Linked DNA regions of Mus musculus: all the other regions are linked to region 1. Evidence: chromatin loops called from intact Hi-C (ENCODE). Cell type or tissue: left cerebral cortex. All regions are shown on one strand.

Evidence for each region. Hi-C counts contacts between places; a loop is a spot of excess contacts. Peaks named below come from ENCODE experiments on the same cell type or tissue, not always from the same donor. Only the 100,000 strongest peaks of a DNase experiment are listed, where the experiment ranks them.
Region 2: it touches region 1 in a loop (4-fold over the local background); 2 of 42 quality-filtered maps call a loop at or near these places.
Region 3: it touches region 1 in a loop (6-fold over the local background); 2 of 42 quality-filtered maps call a loop at or near these places.

What each region holds. Positions count from the first base shown.
Region 1 is chr2:65,617,564-65,625,563 of GRCm38, reverse strand. Scn2a (sodium channel, voltage-gated, type II, alpha) reads right to left here and starts at 4,795. Exons shown (of 27, transcript NM_001346679.2): 1 at 4,549-4,795. In left cerebral cortex, a CTCF peak has its summit at 4,881 (motif pointing left); DNase peaks (open chromatin) are centred at 3,551, 4,051, 4,163, 4,794 and 1 more place; H3K4me3 peaks cover 2,352 bases; H3K27ac peaks cover 1,689 bases.
Region 2 is chr2:65,696,944-65,704,943 of GRCm38, reverse strand. It overlaps Scn2a (sodium channel, voltage-gated, type II, alpha), which reads right to left. Exons shown (of 27, transcript NM_001346679.2): 12 at 2,880-3,227. Among named protein-coding and RNA genes, the nearest start is that of Scn2a, 80 kb to the right of the region's middle. In left cerebral cortex, no CTCF peak of the experiment used is centred here; DNase peaks (open chromatin) are centred at 3,571, 4,195 and 4,440; H3K27ac peaks cover 1,315 bases.
Region 3 is chr2:65,715,252-65,723,251 of GRCm38, reverse strand. Scn2a (sodium channel, voltage-gated, type II, alpha) reads right to left here. Exons shown (of 27, transcript NM_001346679.2): 16 at 7,236-7,592; 17 at 5,385-5,864. Among named protein-coding and RNA genes, the nearest start is that of Scn2a, 98 kb to the right of the region's middle. In left cerebral cortex, no CTCF peak of the experiment used is centred here; DNase peaks (open chromatin) are centred at 671 and 3,704.

The DNA of each region.
Region 1 (8,000 bases):
TAGGTACCAGAGCTAAAGATACTCTTACCAGAGTTAGAAACTAACTGAGGTGATTGTGAAGACATCTAGGATGTCCTCAGGGGATGATGACATGACAAGAGGGAGGCAGAGGACAAGAACATCTGGAGAACATCTACCTTTTCCTGTTCTGCCCACAGTCAACCTGGAGGGAAGGAAAGCTATCAGTAGCCACACTGATTTTACATGCCTTCTGCTGACATCCTTTCTCTGACCACAAAGAGTATAGTGAGCTCTGGAGTCCAGATGCCGTATCTTTATCTGGCCAGTTCTAAACCAAACCGCTGAACCGGGAGAACAGTGAATTTCATGTGAAAGATGAAATTCAACATCAACATCACCTGGCCATGTTGCAACTGACTAGAGATCGATCATCTCTAAGGACAATTTTGGGCCTGTCAACAGAAAGAATGGAGGATTTCTGGTAGGGAGACTTCAAAGATTAGTAAAGGAAGTTTGTGAATATGCAAACTCTTTTCTCTCTAGACACATCTTGGTTAAAGTACCAATGAAATGTGAGTGTTAGGGAAGTGCTTGAATAATGAACACAGAAATCAGCAATCTAGCCCCAAGTACATTCCTTTTCTGTTGCTGTGATAAAACATCATGGCCAAGGAAACTTAGGAAAAGAAAGATTTTTGTTGGGCCTATGGTTCCAGCGGGATAAGAATCTATCATGGCAGCAAAAGGCAAGCCTGGCATCAGGAACAGAAGCTGAGAGTTCACGTCTTGAATTGCCAAGATGACCTGGAAACGGTGAGTCTTCACACTCTCAGAGCTTGCCTCCAGAGACACATCTCCTCCAACGAGACTGCGCCTCATAACCCCCCACAAACAGCAGCAGCAACTGAGGAACACATAGGCAAACGTGGAGTCTAGGGAGGGCATTCCCAGCCAAACCACTCTGTGTACTAGGTGTGCATCGGAGCAACCGAAAGCACATTTTCGGTGGTATTTGTTTTGCGAGTAAGATGATGGAGAGATGCAAGATGAGCTTGCTTTAAAGCAGTGTTATTAATCGCTCATTCGAGGATTAATGTGACCAAACTGTGCCCCGCAGGCAAGCAATTTGCTGCTGAGGATTAATTGTGCCTTCAAGAAAGTCCATATGCCACACATGGCCCTTTCTAAGGGGTCAGTAGATTGAAGGGGGGAATACATAGTCTATCTTACAGACAAGGACAAGCCACAACAACAACAAGCCACTCAAAATGACTTACACAGCACCGTTCTAAAGTATCACCCATCCCTTCTGGTCTTGTAAGTCTATTTGATTAAAAGTTGTTGTTGTTGTTGTTTTTATTTTGTGTGTATGGGTGGTTCTGCCTGGATAGAAGACTGGGCATCCTGTGTGTTCGGTGCTCACAGAGACAAGAAGTGGTTGGTAGAGCTTCTGGAGCTGGAGTGACAGACAGCTGTGAGTTGCCATGCGGGTCCTGGGAATTTAACCACCGGAAGAACAACCCCTAACAACTAAGCCATTTCTCTAGCCTGCTGGCCCTGTGTTTTTTACAGTCATCCAATCAATCTCTCCCTGTATTCTCTAACACTCTGACTGTTGTTTCTTGTCTCAGTTCTTCTCCAGTGACTTGTAGACTCAATTTTCTCTGATTCTCACCGAATGGAATGTTCCTCAACCGTACCTCCCCATGGATTTGCTTTTATGTGAGATTTCAATGATTCCTGTGACTTCATACATATTCATAAGACCGGCCTTTACATCTAATCTAACTTCTGGACATCAAGTGAGTATGCTTAAGTACACTGAATATTTAATACTGAAAATCAAATTTCTTACTTTACTTTCAGTGCCCCAGAGGAAAATAGCAACCTAATATAGTAAGCAAGCAAACAAACAAATAAAACGACAATTATATTGGATTCTTGTTTATTGTCCATAATTTTTCTCTTCAATCCTGAGTAAACCTCAGTTTCCTTCCTAGGGCTTAATTCCCTCTGTGCCTAAATTGATCAAAACTGTATTGTTGTTAATTTATATTCAACTTTTTCTTAAAGATCTAACTTTTGAATAGCATTTAAATTTACTTTTTCCTGAGACTTCCATCATCCATCATAAACTCTGAGCCCGCGTTGTTATTCGGTTTCTGGCCCAGCCCCACCTGCTTTTCCTATTTCTTCATCCCTTATTTTGGTGATTATAATATTTTAAGTAATGACAGTATCTGCACATGTATATTTCTATTTAAGATTTATTTAGTTATTTATTTTTATTTATTTAGTTAGTTAGTTATTTAGTTAGTTAGTTAGTTTTTTTTTTCATGTGTGTACCAATGGGTGGGTAAGGGAAAGGGTATGTGTGGGGTAAATGTCTGGGTGGGTAGATGGGTGTACCACAGAGACCACAAGAAAGTTTCATGTCTTCTGGAGCAAATTTCTTTTCTTTTTAAAGATTTGGCTTATTTTCAGATTATGCGCATGTCTCTGTATGGGCATGCTGTGTGAATGCAGTATTCAGTGTGGACAGAAAGAGATATTGGATCCCCCGGAGCTGGAGCTATAGAAGACCGTTAGCTGCCCAGAGTAGGAGCTAGGAACTGAATGCAGGTCCCTCTGCAAGAGCAGTGCTCACTGTTAGCCACAGAGCCATCTCTTAGTCCCTGTAATTACTTTTCAATTCCTACCATGAACCACTCTTCAGTAAAGATATGATATTCCACAAGTATTTATGTAGAAATGACACATGTTAAAGCCCTTCTTTTCTCCAGATATTGAAGAGGTATTATATAATCTGTATAACCATCTAAGTATTCACAAATTACTCTCTCTATATGCACACAGACCATTCTATAGAATAGAATATGTAGAACAATGAGCTTCTATAAGGCTGTTTGTCATTCAGGAGCACAAGGTAGATAAAGTCGCCAAATCTAAAGTGAAAATACAATATTAAACAACAGTCTCCACAAATGTTTAACTGAGCTGTTGTCTTTTGGCTTTTGGAAGGACCCTGGAGAAAATTTAGTCCTGTGTATGTTTATCCACTGAGTAATACACACTGAAAGGAATTATTTTACAGAATTTGCCAAGCCAACATCCCCCAGAGTCAATATCAGTAGACCTGGATTAGGCCTGGAATATGTTAACAGTGGAGATAATTGCTGTAGGAGATTTTGAAGCCTGCCAATCAGGGTCCTAAGTCTTACCTACTGCTTTTAATTTAACAGGAACTCTGAGTGTAATATTCCACTTAATGTAAAACCCACATAACCTCTCAGCCACTGTTGCTCTTCTCTAAATGGAAGATGGATACATGCCAAATAAAAATCTGTGATTCTAAATAGCATCCTATTTATTGAACTCTGTATAACGGAAAACTCGTCATAGATTCTACATATTCAAATAATATTTTTTCAGTATTCCTAAACATCCCGAAAACTCACAGATTTCACAACCTCAAACATAGCATAACTACCTTTTTATAGGAAAATGATGACTGAGATAGAAACATCTCAAATGCATGCACCCTCACTGCCTGCCTCCTACACCACACACACACACACACACACACACACACACACACACACACACACGTCTTTCAACAAGAGAGAGTGAAGCAGTTAACAATCTTGTAAAAATATTCCTATTTTTTTAATTTATTCAAATCAATCCAAATGTTGAGCCAAATGGCAACCAATGGCTTTTGTATACGACATTTCTATATTTCATTTTCTGCTTCTACTGATAATCATAAAGAAAGTCTTTAATCATAGGAACCAGGATAAAAAGGAAGGTTGTTACCATTTCCACCTCCTGAGTCATTCTACTCTTTAGCTAACATCACGTGACCTAAAATTGTTTAAAATGTGAACACTTTTCACAATGGAACTATTCTAAATGCCCACTGTCTTTTTTTTTTCACAGATAAGGATAATCCATTTTCCCCCAGCAATTAATTAGTTTCCACTGTTCTCCTCCTAAGGGGGGAGGGGGGAGTCCAGTGCTGTCACTCGGAATCTATTAAACACATTACATCAATCTTCACTCGTGGGCTAGCAGTGACTTGCATACCGTTCTAAAAGGTTAAAACAAAAACATAAAGAATCCCAACATCCTAGCAGCAGCAATTGTTCAAAAGGCCTTGGGCTCAGGATGCTGAGGTAGCTCTAAAACTGTGCCCAGGATGCTCAGCCGTGGGCTCTGGCAGAGCCACTGCCATGTTAGTCTGCTTCATTACATCTCTATGATTTGTTCAACGCATTAAACATCAGTATTTCCCTTGTGAGAAGAAGGCCCATCCCTCACTCTGCAAGCTTTATCTTTTGATGTTAAACAAATACAGCCACAGAAATGAAAGGCTAAGAAGCCGAAGAAAACATTGAAAATACAACATGGCACAGCCAGTGATCATTTTAGCATAGGAAGGTTTTTAAACGCAGAACAGCCAGAATTAGAGCATTTGAGCCTTTGAGTTCTGCATACAACATTACAAAGCACATCTTATTTTAAATGCCATCATTTGGCAGAATCGTGATTCACTGATGCAACAAAAATAGAATCATGCTTGCTTACCTGAAATAAAGGGAATGGTACTCATAGCACAGAATCCATGTGCGTGTTGAATATAACCAGTCTCCAACGCAGGTTTCTAGAATTCAGCCTACAGCAGAAAGTAAAATCTCACATGTGCGATAATAATATCCTTACTAAAGAGAAAAAGCCAAGACAGGGCGATCACTGCATCCTCTCTGCTTCTGCCTTAGCTTTCTGTTCTGACACTCAGTCACTCGATGGTACCCACTGTCAGAAAACAGCATGCTAAATTAAAATAAATAAATAAATAAATAAATAAATGTAGGAGAGGAGCGTCTTGCATGACAGCTCCATCTCCTGGCCACAAGTGGAATCGCTGTAATTTCAAGTTCCTTTGGCAAAGCAACATTCAACACATAAGATTAAATGGTGTATAGTTCAGAATTCTAATGTACTCTAATTCAACTATTCTAGTTAGTTACAAATTGAACACTAAAATGTCATTATACTTTGTGGTTTTTTAAAATGTAGTTTAACATTTGGAGTTTGATTTATTTTTATTATGTTTAAATGAAATCTGAGTTTTCAGAACATTATGGAAAAGAGCTATATGAAACTAATTGTAATTATTAATCATGTCATTATTGGTTATCTTTTTGTGAGGAAGTATATTGTCTTAAGAGATAAGCTTGTTGTTAACAGAATGATGGATTTATGAAAAGACAAAAACCTCGGTCAATCAAACTTTCTGAAACATCTCGAACCATATAGGCAATCTGAAATGTGATAATTGTTCTATACCATAGTCTGAAGCAAGGCCTCATTGGGAGGGTAGGAGCAGAATTCAAAGTTCCCCACTTGTTAAGTAAGTTAGAAAACCAAAGTTTTGCTGAGTATATGACCTGTTCAATACATATTAGTTTATGTACTTATTTTTTTCGTGCTTAATTTTCTACAATTGTTTATGAAGTTCTGAGTCACAAACTACTTGAAATTTAAAAAGTCTATCTGCTGTCTTTTTCTCAAAACCAACTTCATCAAACAGGGTCAAGTACCAATTCAGAGATTCTGGTGCTGTCCGTGGTGCTGAAAGCCAATTACACGCTCTCTTGCAGTGTTCCAAGATTTTCTGCCAGCTGACATAAAATCTTGGTAAAATACGATTTAAAAAAATAATAATGATCGTTTCATTATTAGAAAGATTGCTCAGAGGTTAAGATCATTCACTGCTCTTGCAGAGGACCTCCACATTAAAACCAAAATCTAGGCATGTGCCCAGAATTGTGCTCATACCCCTGCCCTCACTGAATCTATTCTTGTTTCTTTACAGTCACTTCAATTTGCTCACTTTTATAAGCCTGGATCCTTAACACGTACCTGAAACACGAATTATTCCCAGATAATGAATGGATGACTGTCCTAGAAAAATAGCTTGTGCATTACTTTTGTATTTTCATTGTACATATACTTGTATTTTTGTGCTTTAATTCCTATGTTTCCTTTAATATGCATGCCCGTCATAAAGCATAAAAGTCAATGAAGTAAATAGCATGCATTTTCATTAAGCTATCTAAAATATGTTTTGATCTCTCTCTCTCTCTCTCTCACACACACACACACACACACACACACACACACACACACACACACACTTGGACATACTGAGACTATATGTTGAATTTATTGGTTAAACAATGTCTGCCTTGAAACTAGAGCTCTACACTCTTAGGTTGTTTTCAGCAAGGGAGAGGGAGGCAGAGGGGGAGCACACTATGAGGCAACTCTTACAACTTTATTTTTATGTAAAAACCTTTAGTCTCATCTAGAATGTTTTTATCTATTTTAAGAAAATAGGCAAAACATCAACATTGCTTCCTGCACCAGATATTTGTATATTTATGCAGAAAATGTGTACATATACAGTATTTATAAGCACAGCACACTTCCAAAATCAGGCAGAGTTAGATTCACCTTGCTAGCAGCAACAAACCTGTGATGATCTCTCAGTGTAATGTCCCTCTTCTGTTGCTTTGCTTTAAGAATAAAATCCAAATACTTACTTTAATATCTTTGTTTTCAAAATTATTTTAATTTTAGCAGGAAAAGTAGTCACATTTTACTTCAAGTAAATTTTTACTCTTGGTAAGGACATGCTTTTTTTATTTTTATTTTTGCCAATTCTCCCTTACCTAACCATGCCGGTCCTCAGATAGAGAAAGTAATGAAACTTGAAGTCTTGTTTATACCAACGGTGTTTTTTTTTCCTTGCCTCAGTTTTCACATGCAAAATAGATGCATTAAGGAGATAAAAATGAATGCAAAAATTCTAAACTGTAATTTAATTTATACAGTTTTATCCAACTGTATAAACTAAAAATAAAAGTCTGCTAATATCCTTTCAATACTTCCTTGCCAACTCAGGACAGATCGAAAACATTAATTCCATGTCTAATGTCTAATGCTTGTCCTGTGGTGCTATCATTAGAACATTGCAGACTTTCACAATACAGGAAGGAAATATTTTTTTATGATTTTTTTTTGGCCTCTGTGCATCTATGCACAGGTATGTACACATGAATGCAGTGCCCTGAGAGGTAAGAAAAGGGCATCTGGTACCACAGAGCTGGAGTTACAGGAGGTTGCACGCCGCCTGATGTGGGTGTTGGGGATCACAAGGTAGGAACCTGAAGGCAGGAACTGAAGCAGAGACCACAGAACACTGCTTTTTGGCCTGCTCTCAGAACATGCTCAGCCTGTGCTCTTAAATGTTCTTATACAACCCAGGACCACCTGCCTAGGGATGGAAATTCCCACATGTGCTGGCCCCTCCCACATTAGCCATTAGTCATGAAAATACCCCCACAGACGTGCCCGTAGGCCAGTCTGATAGAGGCAGATCTGTAAATGAGAGTTTTTCCTTTCAAGGGACTTCGGTTTGTCAACACAGCATGTTATGCATGGAGAGATGAAGAGAAACAAGACAAAACAAACAAAAAATGGGGCAAAAACTGGGCTGGCAAGACCTTCTAATTCTCATAAACAAATTTTGACAAGCAGCTTTTCCAATCTTACCAAGGGAAATATTAAAGCATAAATTTTATTTCATGTTTTTGATGGGGCAAGGGACTAAGTAAGCACTTTGCACAAATCATCTCATTACATTCCAAAGAGGTCTGTGATATTAGTTTTATTTCAACTATTTTCTCTTTTAAAGATTAATAAAAAGGGGGCTAGAAAATGCCACATGCTAAATTTAACTCAGACTCTAGTCTTCGGCTCTTGAGATCTTCCTGGGAAGTTCTTGAGAAGGAGATGCAAACTGAGGGAGGGATTCTGTTGACCTTTACAGCGTTTTGTCTCTACCTAAGTTATTCATCACTTTTGTGAGTCAGTATGGTTAGATGGGAATGGAAGGTTCTCTTTGGGAGTCTCTCTCTTCCTCCCTCCCTCCCTCCCTCCCTCCCTCCCTCCCTCCCTCCCTCCTTCCCTCT
Region 2 (8,000 bases), 79 kb before region 1:
TTTTTTTTTCTTTATCTATACATCAATATTTCAGTATTACATCAATCTATCAGAACCTGGATTGAAGTAGCTCAGTGGAACAGCACGTGCCATTGCATGCATGGGAACTCTCTGCTTCTGGTGTCTTCCTCAACTTCCCTCGTCAGTGTTTCCATTTTATCAGTGAACTCATTCATATCCTAAGTGGGATGGTTTATATCCTTGGCCCAGAGAGTGGTAAGATTAGAAGGTGTGGCTCTGTTGGAGTAGGTGTGTCACTGTGGGTGTGGGTTACAAGACTCTCATTCTAGCTGCCTGGAAGCCAGTATTGTGCTAGCAGACTTCAGATGAAGATGTAGAATTCTCATTGCCTCTTGTACCTTGTCTGCCTGGATGCTGCCATGCTACCTCCTCGATGATGATGGATTGAACCTCTGAATATGTAAGCCAGCCCCAATTAAATGTTGTCCTTATGAGAGTAGCTTTGGTCATGGTGTCTGTTCACAGCAGTAAAACCCTAACTAAGACACTAGGTTGGGGCCATTTTAAGGCATTGATTTATTTGTTTTTTTTAATATGTCTCTGGTATTTTAATTAAACTGTGTTTAGATTTTGCGGATTAAGGAAAGAAAAAAGAAAGAAAGCCAGACAGAAAGAACAAAAGAAAGATAGAAAGACAAACAGAAAGAAAAAGGTTTAGCCAGGCAGTGATGGTGCACACCTTTGATCCAAGTTCTCTGGAGGCTGGGTCAGGCAGATCTCGGTGAGAAGACCTAACCTTATAATGGTAATGATTTTACCATTTAAGAAAATCCAACAGAATGTTGTATTTCACTGTGAATAGAGTATAGTAGGGCTTGTAAACAGCACATCTGGGATCAGATCTTAGTTTAAGCATGTATAGGCCTCAATTGTCCCTCTGTAAAATGGGCATAAACTAGTAACTATTATAATGGGTAATTGTGAGGGTTCAATGAAATAAACCCACAGTGTTCTGGGAAATGTGTTGAACATAACTGGCTAAAATTATTTCTCTAAGAACATGTGACATTTCCTTATCATTCTTCTTGTCTGCTTCACAACAAAGTTCTACTCTTCCATGGCTTGCTATTTTTCCAGGATACATGGAAATTTCCTTGGAAGGAAAAGCTGAGAAAAGGCCATAAGAAATCAGTGGTGAGCAGCCGCTGTTGTCATATTCCAGGGCAAGACATTCCTCTAAGAAGTAATTGAAGTTCTGTAGGCTTCTTGTATGATATAGCTGTCTCTAGTGAGACTATGCCGGGGCCTAGCAAACACATAAGTGGATGCTCACAGTCAGCTATTGGATGGATCACAGGGCCCCCAATGGAGGAGCTAGAGAAAATACCCAAGGAGCTAAAGGGATCTGCAACCCTATAGGTGGAACAACATTATGAACTAACCAGTACCCCAGAGCTCTTGACTCTAGCTGCATATGTATCAAAAGATGGCCTAGCCGGCCATCACTGAAAAGAGAGGCCCATTGGACTTGCAAACTTTATATGCCCCAGTACAGGGGAACGCCAGGGCCAAAAAGGGGGAGTGAGTGGGTAGGAGAGTGGGGGGAGGGTATGGGGGACTTTGGGATAGCATTGGAATTGTAAATGAGGAAAATACCTAATTAAAAAAATTAAAAAAAAAAAGAAGTAATTGAAAACTATTTGGACCATTATAACACGGCCGTAAGGGATGTGTCTGCTTTAAAAAAAAAAAAAAAGAAATGATATAAGAGTAATAATATAAAGGAGATTTTATCCCAGCTGGGGAAACTGTGATGTGATCAGACAACATGGCTGAAGTGTTTTATAAAGGTTAAGTGATGTTTCATTTAATGCCAACTTGAGGAATGCCCCTCTTTATAAAGGGACCATCAGTGATACATCCTGATAAACATTATTAAGTTGAAAATCTTTTCCATATGCTCAATTTGGGGTGACTTTGCATATAGGAAGAATTCATGGCAGTAATATGGAAGGCTAAATCCATTAGAAATAGAAATCCAAAAGAAAACATGGGACTGTAGCCTGTGCTATTCAAGCAGTCTCTTTGCTGATGAAGGGTGGCTGGGTCATTAGAGTTGGTACTGGGGGCAAGGCACACTATGAAAAATCTGGAGAACTGTGAAGTAAGGGATTTAGATGGGATAGTGTGAGCATGACAGCAAGTGGAGGTGTGAAGTTGTTTTAAAGGGACAGGATAGAAAAACCTTTGAAATGCATATATACGTGTGTGTGTGTGTGTGTGTGTGTGTGTGTGTGTGTGTGTGTGTATGTGTGTATGTGTGTCTGTGTGTCTGTCTGTCTGTCTGTCCTTTTATATGTGTATATGTAATCATGCTCATGTTTATATTCTTTAATTTCTTAATATTTAATCATATTGCTAGGTGTGGTGGCACAGGCCTTTAATTCCATATCTTGGAAAGCAGAGGCAGGTTAATCTCTGAGTTTAAGGATAGCCTGGTCTTCAAAGGAAGTTTTAGTATAGCCAGAGCTACATAGAGAAACCTTGTTTCGAAAAAATATAATAATAATAACAACAACAACGATGATGATGATAGTTACATGCTTGCATGACAAAGATGTGATTTGACTTTTACATTAAAGTCCAAACTGTAGGAATAATAATGAACAAATATGCCTATGAAACTCATTGTATGATATTAATTTGTAGAGTTGTGTTGAAGGTTTTTTTTGTTTTTTTTGTTTTTTTTTTTTTTTTTAAGGAGATAAGTTCATAGCTTGATAAAACCAGCCACCTCTTGGCCTGGGAATAAAAGATGCAGGAAAATTATCATCTGTGTAAATCAAAACCCACATCCCTGATTGTACCCATGTCCTTTCTTTTTCTGTGCTCTCAGATGCAGCTTTAATGGTCCTCACCTCTGGTAGTAGCTGCCCCACAGGAGATGTGAGAGCAGAAGGGCCTCCAACTAGGGAGACCACACCGTTGCAGTCCACTGCACTGTGCATCTTCCCATTCATGGGTAGAGTGGGTATCCCCCGGGAGGCACGGCTGGCCTGGCTAACGTTGCTGGGACGCCTTTCTCCATGTCTGTGTGGTACAAATAGAGAGTCTCTCCTGCTGTCGTTGTCCTCAAACGTGCTGTGTTCATCGTCCGCAAAGTCATTTTCAGAACCAATATCCTTCACCCGACCTTTGAAGCTGAAAAGGCTTGCTCTACTGTTGCGTCTCGGAGAAAAAAGGGAGCCTCGGATGCTCAAGAGAGACTAGAAAGAACCAAAAGGAACAAAACATATGAAGAGAATTAAGAACTTGCAGCCAGAAGAAAATGGCTTGACCCGCTGGTTCATACCCGCTGGCTACCTCAGGATAAATCACTGGGCAGGAGTCGAAGTCTCCCTTCCTGCACTAGCTGCTCAGCACTTTGCTTTGCTTTCCTGCCCTCTTGCTTCATGTTCTTCCTATTCTGTCATTTTCTTTGCTTAAGAGTAGTCAAAAGCACTCCCACAATGCTGTCTAGTCTTATGCCTGGAGGAGCAGCGCTTGCTAGACCATTCTCTTAGAGCTAAATATCACCGAATGATTCAGTGAAAAGTAATTAAACACACACCTACATTTAGGTCTTTTGAAGCTCAAAATAGATGCAGTAAGAGCTCACAAGTGACCACACCCTGAGGCAGAGCTTCCCCAGAGAAAAATCAAAGCTGGCTTGCTGGTAGACCTGCATAATTATAGCGCAGGGGCAGCTTCTCTCCCCTCCTTTGCCTATTTTATAATGGCCCTCATGAATAAATTAAACAAATCAAGCTGAAATAACTGTATGATTCATTTTCTGATTTCCACTCTTCTGTCTCAAGAAATCTGAACAACACGATATTAGCAAAAAACCCGTTTTCAAATAAGAATCTGATCACAGTCACTCAGCATTTTCTAACAATGGCCTGTTTCCTTACTCTGCTTGGCCATCACACACCAATAAGGATGACTTACCTCTGCTATGCCATCAGTCTGTGTTTCTAACCTCTGCTACACATGCGGTCACTTGACTTATAGCCATTTCTTTGTGGTTTACAAGATCCTGTACCTTAAGAAAAGCTCCTCAATTCTTGATTCATTTGATTTCTGAGGCACTAATCCAGTCCCTGACTCTAGAGCACTCCATCCCTGTAATGCATGGAATGGTTACCATGGAGACACAGGATGTTGTTTGGCCAACTGAGAATCAACACTTTCTTTTCCAACTGTTGGGAAACAGAGGTGGTTTTTCAACTGGGGTTGTTGAGATTATTGGATCTAAGAGCAACAGTGGGTATCATGCTAGACACATGGGAGAAACCTTGGATGACATATGAATGTCATCCAATATACATGGTTAGGCCTGTTCCCGACATACAACTTGCTGTCTTAGTCACTGTTCTTTGCTGTGAAAAGACATCATGACCAAAATAAGTCTTATTAAAGAAATTTAGTTGTTTCTTATTTACATTTTCAGAGACTTAGTCCATTTGCATCATGGTAGAGAGCATGGCAGCATGCCAGCAGATACTGGCAAAGTAGTTGAGAGCTACATCCCAATTCATAGGCACAGAGAGCCTTGGTCTGGTGCTCATTTTTGAACTCTCAATGCCCACCCCTAGTGACAGATTTCTTCCAACAAGGCCACATCTACTTCAATAAAGTCACACCTCTTAATACTCATAATCTTTTCAGTGTCACTTCCTGGTGACTGCACTCAAATATATGAGCCTATGGGGCTGTTTTTACCAAAACCACCACAGTCCACTTCCTGCTGCTTATAACCATATCAGAGCACAAAATGTGTCTAGTCCAACTTCAAAAGTCCCCATAGTCTATCACAGTTTCAAGACTGCTTAATATCCAAGGCCCAAGATCTCTTCTGAGACTCAAGGCAACCATAACTCCCTATAACTCTCTATATAAATCAAACCACCCTATCTACCTAAAACTATGCATAGACATTATTTATATAATCTAATAGTTCTGTTTTTTGTAAGTTATCTGTATTGCATTTCTATTAATTGAAATAACACAAATTCAATAATTTAATAAGATGAGTTTGATCTTTTTCCTCTTTGATTGATTTAAGGCCCAATAATAATTTTGTGTCTATGATATTCTTATATTCTTTAAGCAATATGTGTTCTTCTGATTTCCTTTCAGATACTCATCTTTTCTTCAATGATTTTTGTAATATTTATACCACATTTGTACAGGCCAGATACTTTTTTGTGTTATGTGTCCATTCACTATTCAACAATAAATAACATTTAGGAAGACAAATTTATCCCTCTATAGAAGTTATTTCTTACCATCCCTAACCCTAACCCATCTGTCTTAGTTACTTTTCTATTGCTGTGATAAAATGCCATTACCAAGGCAACTTACAGAAGGAAAAAAGCCTTTGGGGCTATGGTTCCGGAGACTTAAGAGTTCCTGAAAGCTGAATGGAGATAACAAGTGGCAGACAGCAGAGCTCCCATCTGCAACTACAAACGAAGCAGAGAGCACACTTGGGATAGAGAGGCGCTTTTGAAACCTCAGTGCCCACCAGCTATGACATAGCTCCTCTAACAAGGCTATACCTTATAATCCTTCCCAAATAGTTCTACCAAGGAAACGGGGATGAGGGGGAGTGGGACAAAGTATTCAAACATAGGAGCTTATAGAGACTATTTTCATTCTTTTCCACCACAGAAATCCTACCTATCATGATTCTCATTAGCTCACTATTGTTTCTCATTAGCTCACAACGAAAAAGACAAAAGTGTTTAAAGGAAATACAGTAAAATTCATGTATATGTAACACTTTTAGTAGAGTTTACATGTTAACTTAAAGTACACATAGATGGATAGAGGGAGATAATCTCAATAAAACTGGTTAAAAGGTGCATTAAGAACAGAGTTTATACATAACAACTAGCTACATTGCAAATGACCAAACCATGTCTTTCTCCATAGCCAGCTCCAGTTGCTTCCTTTTGTATAGCCAGATGCCTACTGTAGTTCTTACAGCCAGCCACCTCAACCACCCCAGTTGTAAAGGTACCTTTCTGACCCAACATCTGGAAAAGAGAAATGTGGTCTCCATGGGCCAAGCAGAATGTTGTGCCTCTCTTTGAACCACTGCTTATACTACAGACACGCTTACAATGATTTCCTAACTTAATGCTGTGTTGCAAATGAAAGACAGCCCAGAAGACACATCCTTCCCACTGGTAAATCTCCAAAAGCTATAACTGCTAATTTATTACAGGTGACCTGGTTCTTAGAAAAGTTTCTAAAGAAAATATCCAGATTACCTTAAGACTTGATTAGAGATGCATTCTTGCCTTTCTTCCCTTCCCTCTCCCACACTTACAAGTCAGAGATGTCTAAGAAATAGTTCACATTTCCACCTACTCTACTGTGAAAATTATAATCTTGCAGGAAAAGTTTATATTATATTTTTTGGTATGAAAGCAAAAGTGGTTATTAACAGAATATCCTTTCCATTATATCATTAGAATGCATGGTTTCTTAATAGTTTGTGATCCTTGACCTTTGAAAATATCTCATAAAAGCTAAGAGGCTCCTACCACTGTATGCAGGAAGAATCTCTATACTTGGTTTGACGTTTTCATTATTACTTCCAGGACTTTCAAAGTGGGGTTACTGAAATATCTGCGTGGTACCTCTCTGTCTCTGTCTCCCTCCCTCCCTCCCTCATCTCCAATCTTGTTCTATCTCTGTCAAAACAAGATCCAAGCATGAAGTTGTGTGAGGAGCTTTTTGGGTGCCTGTGGGAAAACCAAGACAGAAGCCTTGTGACCTCAGTTTCTTCAAAATCACAATATTGTTCTTAGATTGTGCTTTTGTGTCCCTCCCTGGTGTGGCAGATAGGGGTGACTTTACTTCAGATTATTCATTACAACCAGTGATTACAACGTATTTATATGCCTCTATAGAAAGACATGTTTCTCTGTGGACCTTGTCCACCACATGTGGCTTGCTCTTGCGATTGGACACCTTACTCATGTGAGTTCTCTAAACCATTAGAGCATAAATTGTTTGGTGCTTTGAATAAAATGGACTAGTGCATGAGACTTTAGTCTGCCTCATTTATCAGCTCCATTCTTCCAGGTCCCATCACCTCTAGAGCAGTAAACACCACTCCATCTTCTTTGCAATCTACCAACTATTTAAAAAAAAAAAACAAAACAGGCAAATATATTTTTTAAAGTAGTTCATTGTTATTTATAAAGATTGCTTAAGAAACAAATAGGAAATTGAATGAAACACGGAAGGTCATGTATGACCTAAATCTCTCACAGTGTCCAATTAGCTGGGAAATAGGCACAAGGAGAGGTGTACAGGTACTATAAAGGAAATGCCATCTCAGTGAGAAAATAAAGAGCAGGGACAGCCCCAGCATTTCCAAGCATAGTGCACAGACTAGAATTGATCCTCTTGGATTTGGAATAATGTAAATTGAAGAAAAGGTCTGCAGTGCCAGTGGATATGAAGCTTAAAATTTAGGCAAACCTAGTTTATAATTTACACAAAATTAGGTTCAGGAGTAGGCAAACTAATCTTCCCTCTTCTCTCCTTCTTGCCCTTGATCTCTTCTTAACTCCCTTCCTCCATTTCCTTCTTCTCTCCATTATTTTATTTTTATCAAAATAATCATGCTTTTAAGAAGAGAGCCCAACATTTAAGGGACTCATATTTGCCAATTAAGAAAAGGGGGCTCAGAGCTGAACAAAGAATTCTCACCTGAGGAATACCGAATGGCAGAGAAGCACCTGAAAAAATGTTCAACATCCTTAATCATCAGGGAAATGCAAATCAAAACAACCCTGAGATTCCACTTCACTCCAGTCAGAATGGCAAAGATCAAAAACTCAGGTGACAGCAGATGCTGGCGAGGATGTGGAGAAAGGGGAACACTCCTCCATTGTTGGTGGGATTGCAAGCTTGTACAACCACTCTGGAAATCAGTCTGGCGGTTCCTCAGAAAATTGGACACAGTACTACCGGAG
Region 3 (8,000 bases), 98 kb before region 1:
TTCCCTTTACACAAAGTGCAACTTCAGATGTATTTTGTGTTGCTAGAATATGTACATCACTCACTTTGACTTTGAGACAGAAGACCATGTTTCTGTCATTAGCATATCTCTTTCACCTTTCATCAAAGCTTGTCCTTAGTGAGTGTTTCTTATGTGAATGGATGAGTGACCTTGTGGTCCATTTATGAACTTCAGCCTCTACTACTTTTGCTGCTTTCTGTCTGGTTCTTCTGCATTCACAGGGATGTCATTAACTGCAGAATATCAAGGTTCCTCAAAGAGTCAAGTATGTTAAAATGTTGATCAACAACTCTTGAAACTGAGTGCTGTCTGAAAATCAAGCTGCCAAGAATCCCTAAATAGGAGTCTGTAAGGTTAGCTATCAGGATAATTACTAAATCAGTTGTTTGTTTGTTTGTTTGTTTGTTTTCGTTTCCATTCTTTCTACACGAAGTCTGTAGATCTGCTGTTCCACAGTGAATGGAACCCCTTTAGGAGCAGCTGCAATCTCATCTTCCCCAGAATGCAATAGCATAGCGCCTTCCACACACTGTCGGTGTGTATACTTTTCCATGTGCTACTCGATTTACTACAGCAAAGACCATGCTGCACATTAAGCCATCGCACCACTATCCAGTGGGCTTAGTCACTTTGTCAATGTCAGAATTAATTAGTGGCTATGCCCTAGACTTTCTGCGCGCTATTCTTCTACAGTGTTCTAGGAAGTTTCTCTGATGATTCACAACTAAACTCAACCTTAAATAGTCTGGAAGATTTAGTAGAGTGGGTATATGATTCAACACTGTAGGTTATAGATAGTGTTTATAACACTGCTGACTTCTATGAATCATAACTAGGAACCTCAGTGTCACATCTTGTTCTTAGCTCTTGTCTGTGGTAATGTAGTATGAGAGAAACATACATTGGAATATCTCATGAATAAAAAAAAAACCCTTATCATAAATTATACTCAAGATTTATAACAAAAAATACAATGAATAGTAAAATCTTTCTTTATAGCAACTCAATGGTTTTGTTGTATAGGAGTTAAATGTCATCATTTCAATAAAATATGTGGGTTAAAATGTATTAAAAATCCCACAACATTAAATGAATCAACATAAAAAGCATCAGCTTCAGATGAGTTCCTAGTTGTGATGAACCTGACCATAGTGTGTATTTGCCACTTAGAGCTGTCCAGTGGATATCACTGTTAAATAACTGTAGGAGCTTATGTTCTTAATAAGAAGTTTCCATTCTAGGCTTCCTGGTAGTACCCCAGGCTGGGCATTATACACCTTGAAGTATTACAAAGTAAGGCATCAAATTATAGATGTGTGGCACATAGACACAGTTTAGATACAGTTTCCTTAGTGCTACACATACCGAACCTATCAGGAAATAAATGGGTAGAAGGGTACTGTTAGAGGGTGTGTGCCTAGTTAAACTTGAATGAAGTACAGGTGAGCTACAAGGTTGGGATATTAGAAAGGTCACATAAAAGTAGTCACTGAGGTATGCTTTATAAACCAGAAGCAGTCATACAGATATATAAAACACGTGCGTGTAAAAACCACATTTTATGAACACTTCATATCAGTGATGTTATCACTCAGTTATTCAAAATGTGTAAGCTGAGCAAGGAAGAATCGTGTCCCATTTAATGATCTAGTAATACCAAAATGCACTACTTCATGCTTTGAGGTGAGTGTTAGTTATGTGGGTATGTGCATATGTATATGTTAGTGCATGTGCACATGTATGTGGATGTGTGTGTGTATGTAAAGGTGATATAGTGGGTTCCTCCATTGCTCTCTACCTTAATTTTTTGAGTCAGGGTCTCTTACTGAATGGAACTCAGTAACTTGGAGAGGCTGACTAGCCAGAAAGCACCAAGCACCCTCTTGTTCCTGTGTCCCCTGAGTGCTAGGGTTGCAGCCATTCATGTTACACGGGTTTTGCGTGGGCTCTGAAGATCCCAGTCCATGTCCTTATGCTTGAAAGGCAGCATTTTACCAATCCAGACCCTACTGTCAAGTGTTTTAATCTTAAAGGTTATATCTTTAACTTTTATTTTCTATATCAACAATAAATTATTATTAAACTTGTTTGTGTCAAACTACTAGCCATCCAGAAAATAGATAATTTTAAACATAAGTAAGTCCTGATTGGAGAGATGTTAAGAAAAGTGTATTTCACATTAAGTATCTCATGTGAACACTTTTGTTTTTAATCATGAAGTTAAGCTATTATGGTGATTTATCTAGAAAATCATTTTCTGATTTGTAATGGGCATTTTATTACAAACTTGAAAACGTAGATAAGAGACTTAAAAATCTTTCCTAAAGTTACAAAAGAGACTTACATTGTGACGGCCTACCTCTAGAAGGTTACCAATGTGTCTGGCCCATTTTAGCTTTATCGCTACCCCACTGAGAATCTTTCCCACAAGGGCTGCTCATTTCATGACAAAAGTCTTGAGTTATCCAGGGTTATCATCCCCACCCATGCGTGCTCAGATCTGACCTACATACTTCTGCCTCCATCATGTTTCCCAGGTTGGGATTTCGAAAGCTCTTTTAAGGTGTAGAACTACATTTCCCAAAGAGACTCTGAAAGATTTTTCACAAGAAATTCAAAATTATAAGAAGTAGTAACAACCAAATTGTTGCCTTATCTGTATTCCAACATATTTACTCTTGATCTAATGCCTCAACACTTCAGAGGGCTGAGTACTTGACAGCCATTTCTCCCAAGTGCCTTTCCCTAGAGGAACTGGAAAGTGGACTCTTCAGAGACAAAGGCATCTTAACCTTATAAGGAATGACAAGCAAATCATTACCCCAAAGGTAATGAGGAATTAGTATATAACAGGGGAAGAAGCTGTGTCTTAGCTATTGCATACACTGTCCTTCTGATATGTAAGTTCTCACTTTCTGTGAATCAGGGGTACTACCAATAGAATTTTCTTCCCACATATTGAAGAATGTTTTAATGACATTATGATATTTCCTCCTTTCAAAAAAGGCTCAATGTGCTTTTATTACAAGTTATTTTACAGTTTTAATGCCACTATTTCTAAGTGATAAAGTATCTTACTAACATTTCTACAAAAGTGATAAAACTGGAAAAAAACAACTTGGTTTAAATATTCCTGTGCCCAGAATTGTGAATTCAATCTTAAATAGTGAAAATAAAAAGGGCTCCCAGCATCATTACACACAATGTGGGAGTTATCTCATTAAAAACAACAAAGGAGGAGACAAGCACCTGCTCTGATTTTCCTGTGGAAGTGTTTATGCACAGGGTATATGAAAATACTGTGTCATGGACAAAATTTGAGAGGTGCTGTGGTGAAGGGGGAAGACAAATGAAATTCCAGTGGATAAAGGAGGTGAGGACAAAGGACCCCAGGTCCATTTTCTGAATGGGCACAGCATTTGAAGGTAGGTAGAAGTTTATCTTCACTTTTTGTTTTTATTTTTGGTGGACTCGAAGTTTATTTCCTTTTCTTTCATTCTAGGAATTTTAAGAGTAAATATAAACAGAATCTCCAAGAGAATCATCCTAAATGCAAAAGCATTTGGTCAATTGCTAAATAAAGCATTGCCCTTTTCCCTAAAATGAAGTGGATGAAAATTATACCCTTGCTGCTGGCAGCGAAATGCAAACACTCCCATTCATTTACATTATTATCACATTGTAAGTCAGTTGGGAAGTTTGCATGTGGGTGAGAGATTGCTTTAATTTGCATATTACCCTGCAGACTCGGAGCAAAATATTACCTACAGAGCACACTTGCTGGGGATGTATTTTAAAAGTTATAGAAGGAAAAAAATATAAAACCAAAGGGGCAGAGAACAGAAAGCTTCAGTGTTTTGGGGAGAGCATCTACAATCCTTTTCTGGGCTGCTAGCATGTTCGAAACTTGTGACATTATTTGGAAGTTACGAAGTCCACTAAGGCATGCATGCTCACTTTTAAATAAGTGTATACTCTCTATTAAATTCTACATAAAGAAATTAGCAACTGAATTCGGTTTTCTTAAAACAATAGAAAAAAGTTGGGGTTGTCAGCCTTGCCTGACCATGCTTTAAATGACCCGACCTAGGAGCAGCTGTGCTTATTACTGCCAATGGATGGGTAAGGGACGCAGCTGAGTAACATGCAGGCCAGTCAAGTCATTTCGACACTGATTATATTTATATATGTGCAACTTGCTTGGGTAACCTGGGCAAAAGTGATGGCTCGAGCCTCTGGCTGCTTAAAAAACACCAGAGCGGCATTCTTGATGGCGCCAGCTTGGTCTCACCCCTGTGAGAAGTAAGAATGGTCAGAAGTGAAGGTCACCGTTATTACACCACAGAATTTCTCTCTGAAAGATTATCGCTCTAGCATGGAGTCAACATTATTCAGAAGAGTTAAGAAGTGACACAGGCATTTAAAAATCATGACATGAATTGCATTAAATATTGTCAAAATAGCAGAAGAGTTAGCCTACAGAATTAGGGCATGGATTTGAAATGATATAGTCAAGGCACTCTAGAAAGCCGATAAAGGGGCAAGTGAATTTGGGGAAAGCACAAAAGAGCACTCAATTCAAACAACTCTCAACCTCTAAGTCCATCCATTTATCTACCCTTCAAGAAACAGTTGGTTTAGACATTGAAAATAGACAGTGCCTCAGTTTTTCCATTAATTCAAGGGGTTAGTAGCAAAACACAACAAAATCATTCACTGGTATTCATAACCATCTCATAAGGCAAAGACTATATTATAAAGTTCAGAATCTGCGTTCAATCACATATGGAGGATTTCTGTGTCTAAGGAGGTTGGCTGCACTCAATTGGCTTAGACAAGTGTTTAGTACTCTTCCCTACCCCAAACTTCTCATCCTTTAAAAACAAAATCAACTTTAGGAAACATGAAAGTTAATCAAAGTCAACTTTAGCATGAGTTAATAGGTCTGGGAAAAATGAATACTATTCTTTTATGCAGTATTTCATAACAGGCAAGAATATAAGAAAATGAGAATAAGAACCTCCTCCCCATTAGTTACCTTTTAGTACACACTAAAACCACTGTTGTGGTGAACTATAAGGATGAATGTGTATACACTGATATATTATCTATACTTATTTTGAAAATGCTTAGAAAAATTCATATTAACATTATGAGTTTGGAAAGTGAATATTTGAAAATTAAAGTCATGATAACATTTGCATAGCAAGAATAACAATATTATCAAACACCTTACTATATAAATATTACAGTAGATATTTCTTATTTTCTTACAGGGAAGCAATATGTACTATAATGTATCTAATAGTGTTGAAGCCACAGAAATACATACCCAAATATCTCTTTTATTTTAAATTTCCTACCTCCTTGCTTTCTTCCATATCTGATTCACTGCTGAATTCTTCTGTATTTAAGTTTTCAAAGTCAGACTCTCCCACAGCAATGGGCACAGTCACGGTGAGGCTGGGGTTGTTGATGAATGACATGTAATCACTCTCATCTACCACGTACTTCTCCACACTGCTGCCTATGCCACTGGTCGTCCCGTTTCCATCTTTGAGGTAATTCAGGTCCTTGCCTATTTCTATGGTTGTGTGGTTGGAGATACAACTGTCTTTCTTGTTATTCAGATCTTCAAGGGGTTTGATTTCATCTAGAGCTTTCTGCTTTCTGACAAAGGCTTTCTGAATGAATTCACGTATCTTCCTTTTAACAAAATCAATCCCCTTCTGCATCCTTCCCACGGCTATCTGGAGGTTGTTCATTTCGTTATCGTCATCTGTGGCAGCCAGGTTGTCCGAGCTGAAAGAACTGAGGAGCAAGGCCAAGAAGAGGTTCAGAACCTACAAAAAAGTGGAGGAAGAGCAATCAGACACCCTGTTGTGTCCCTTGCTTTAGTTGTAAGACGTGGAATTGTCTTCATACATCCCATTAAAGACAAGGTCTCCCAGAACACAGCAAAGAAAAGTAAAAACAAACAAATGGCTGGCTGATAGCAAACACTACTCATACTCTTTTTATTTTGGGTTTGTTTCAAAATCCCTAAGCTGCCATGGTATGAAACTTCTATACTAACTTTATGTCTTGGGGAATCTAGACAAGTAAAAGAAATAGCTATTTTGGATGCTTGTTATTTTGAACATGTAATCTGTATTTAGTAGGACACTGAACACTTATTGTAATTTGATTCATAGAACTATATATTTGGATATGATTTGGCCTCTGCAGCATTGCAACCTTTTTCACCTTAGTAACTTGCTAAATTCAATTAAAAAATATATGTATTGCTAGATCAACACTCCTAATTTTGATTAAGAAAAAAAAACCTTGTAGATGCTACTAGTTCATGCAAGACTTATAAATATAACAAAGTGGTATAATAACACCGCTGTTATGTTGAATTAAAAGTGATGTTTGTGGTATCACCAGGAATCTCCAAGTCCATAGACTAGGTAGGTTACTAGGAATTAGGCAGTGCTGGGGACATGACTGTCATCATTTTTTAAATCAGGGTTTAGTTGACACAACCCTCAATTATTCAAACACGGAATCAAAATTAAATATAGACAGGACTAAATGCAGAGGTTTTTAGTTCAAAAGTGGAAACTTGCAGAAGATTTTAGCTAAAATTCCAATGCAAATGACCGTGACTGACGTGTCAGGTAAAAGTCAGTGAGAAGAAAGATAATGTCAGGGCCATTCTGACCTTCTGTCATTTGCCCTCCCATGGCTCCTGGCGGCCATACTAGGAGCTCTCTGTCTCCCCACTTCAGAAATTTACTAATACACTTATATGTCTCTGACTCATCCTTAAATTTCTTACTTGGATGACAAATAGATAAACTCTTTAAATTTTTATCTGTAAGAAAATTGAATTACAGTACCACAATTATTTTTGGATTTAATTTCTTAAGGATTATTACTGGAATATCTTTGTCTATTATATTTTTTTACCTGTATCAATGACTCTGCCCATATAATGTCCAATATTGGACTTTATTTTCTTGTTTTATTTTAATTTTGAGACATTTGGAGGGTGTGCATGTGACAGAAGTCTAAATCAGCTATGGCTCCTGAAATCTGATGTTAAAGACAACTGGAAATGAACTCAATACCAAATAACTCTCCCGAAAACATAAAATGTGCTTAAATCAAACTTTGTTAAAACCATATTATCTGTGACTGAAAAGGAGAAAAGTGTTTTTCCTACTTACGACAAGGTTCCCAATCACCATGACCATCATGAAGACAGTAAGACACATGGTCTGGCCTGCGACCTCCATGCAGTCCCACATGGTCTCTATCCACTCCCCACACAGCACGCGGAACACGATCAGGAACGAGTGGAAGAAGTCATGCATGTGCCAGCGCGGCAGCTCACAATCATTGGAAATCTTGCAAACACACTCCTTGTAGCTCTTTCCAAACAGCTGCATGCCGACCACGGCAAAAATGAAGACGATGATGGCCAGCACCAGGGTCAGGTTGCCCAGCGCGCCCACCGAGTTGCCGATGATCTTAATGAGCATATTCAGTGTGGGCCAGGATTTTGCCAACTTGAAGACTCTAAGCTGGAAAAAAAATAATGTAAGAATATCATTAATGCTTTGCCCTGCAGAAACATCGACAGAACTATATAGCCAATCTGTCTTAACTATAGAAAGATGGATTATTCATATGCCAAAGAATTATCTAACAAAAGGAGCAAATATTTTACACACACACACACACACACACACACACACACACACACACACACACCCTATCTACATAAGCTTTTAGAACTGTCTTTTGTTATCATCGTTATTTATTTTAACTAAGACATTTAAAGGTCATGTAGGTTAATTCATAGAGACTCGTTTTCAAAAAAGTAATTATTTTATTTAACAGCCTATAGTGAATATGTTTTTCAGTGTGGTTGAAGATCAGGATGTAGGACACACACTACATATACAAGTTAAAAGAGAAAGGGGAACTCA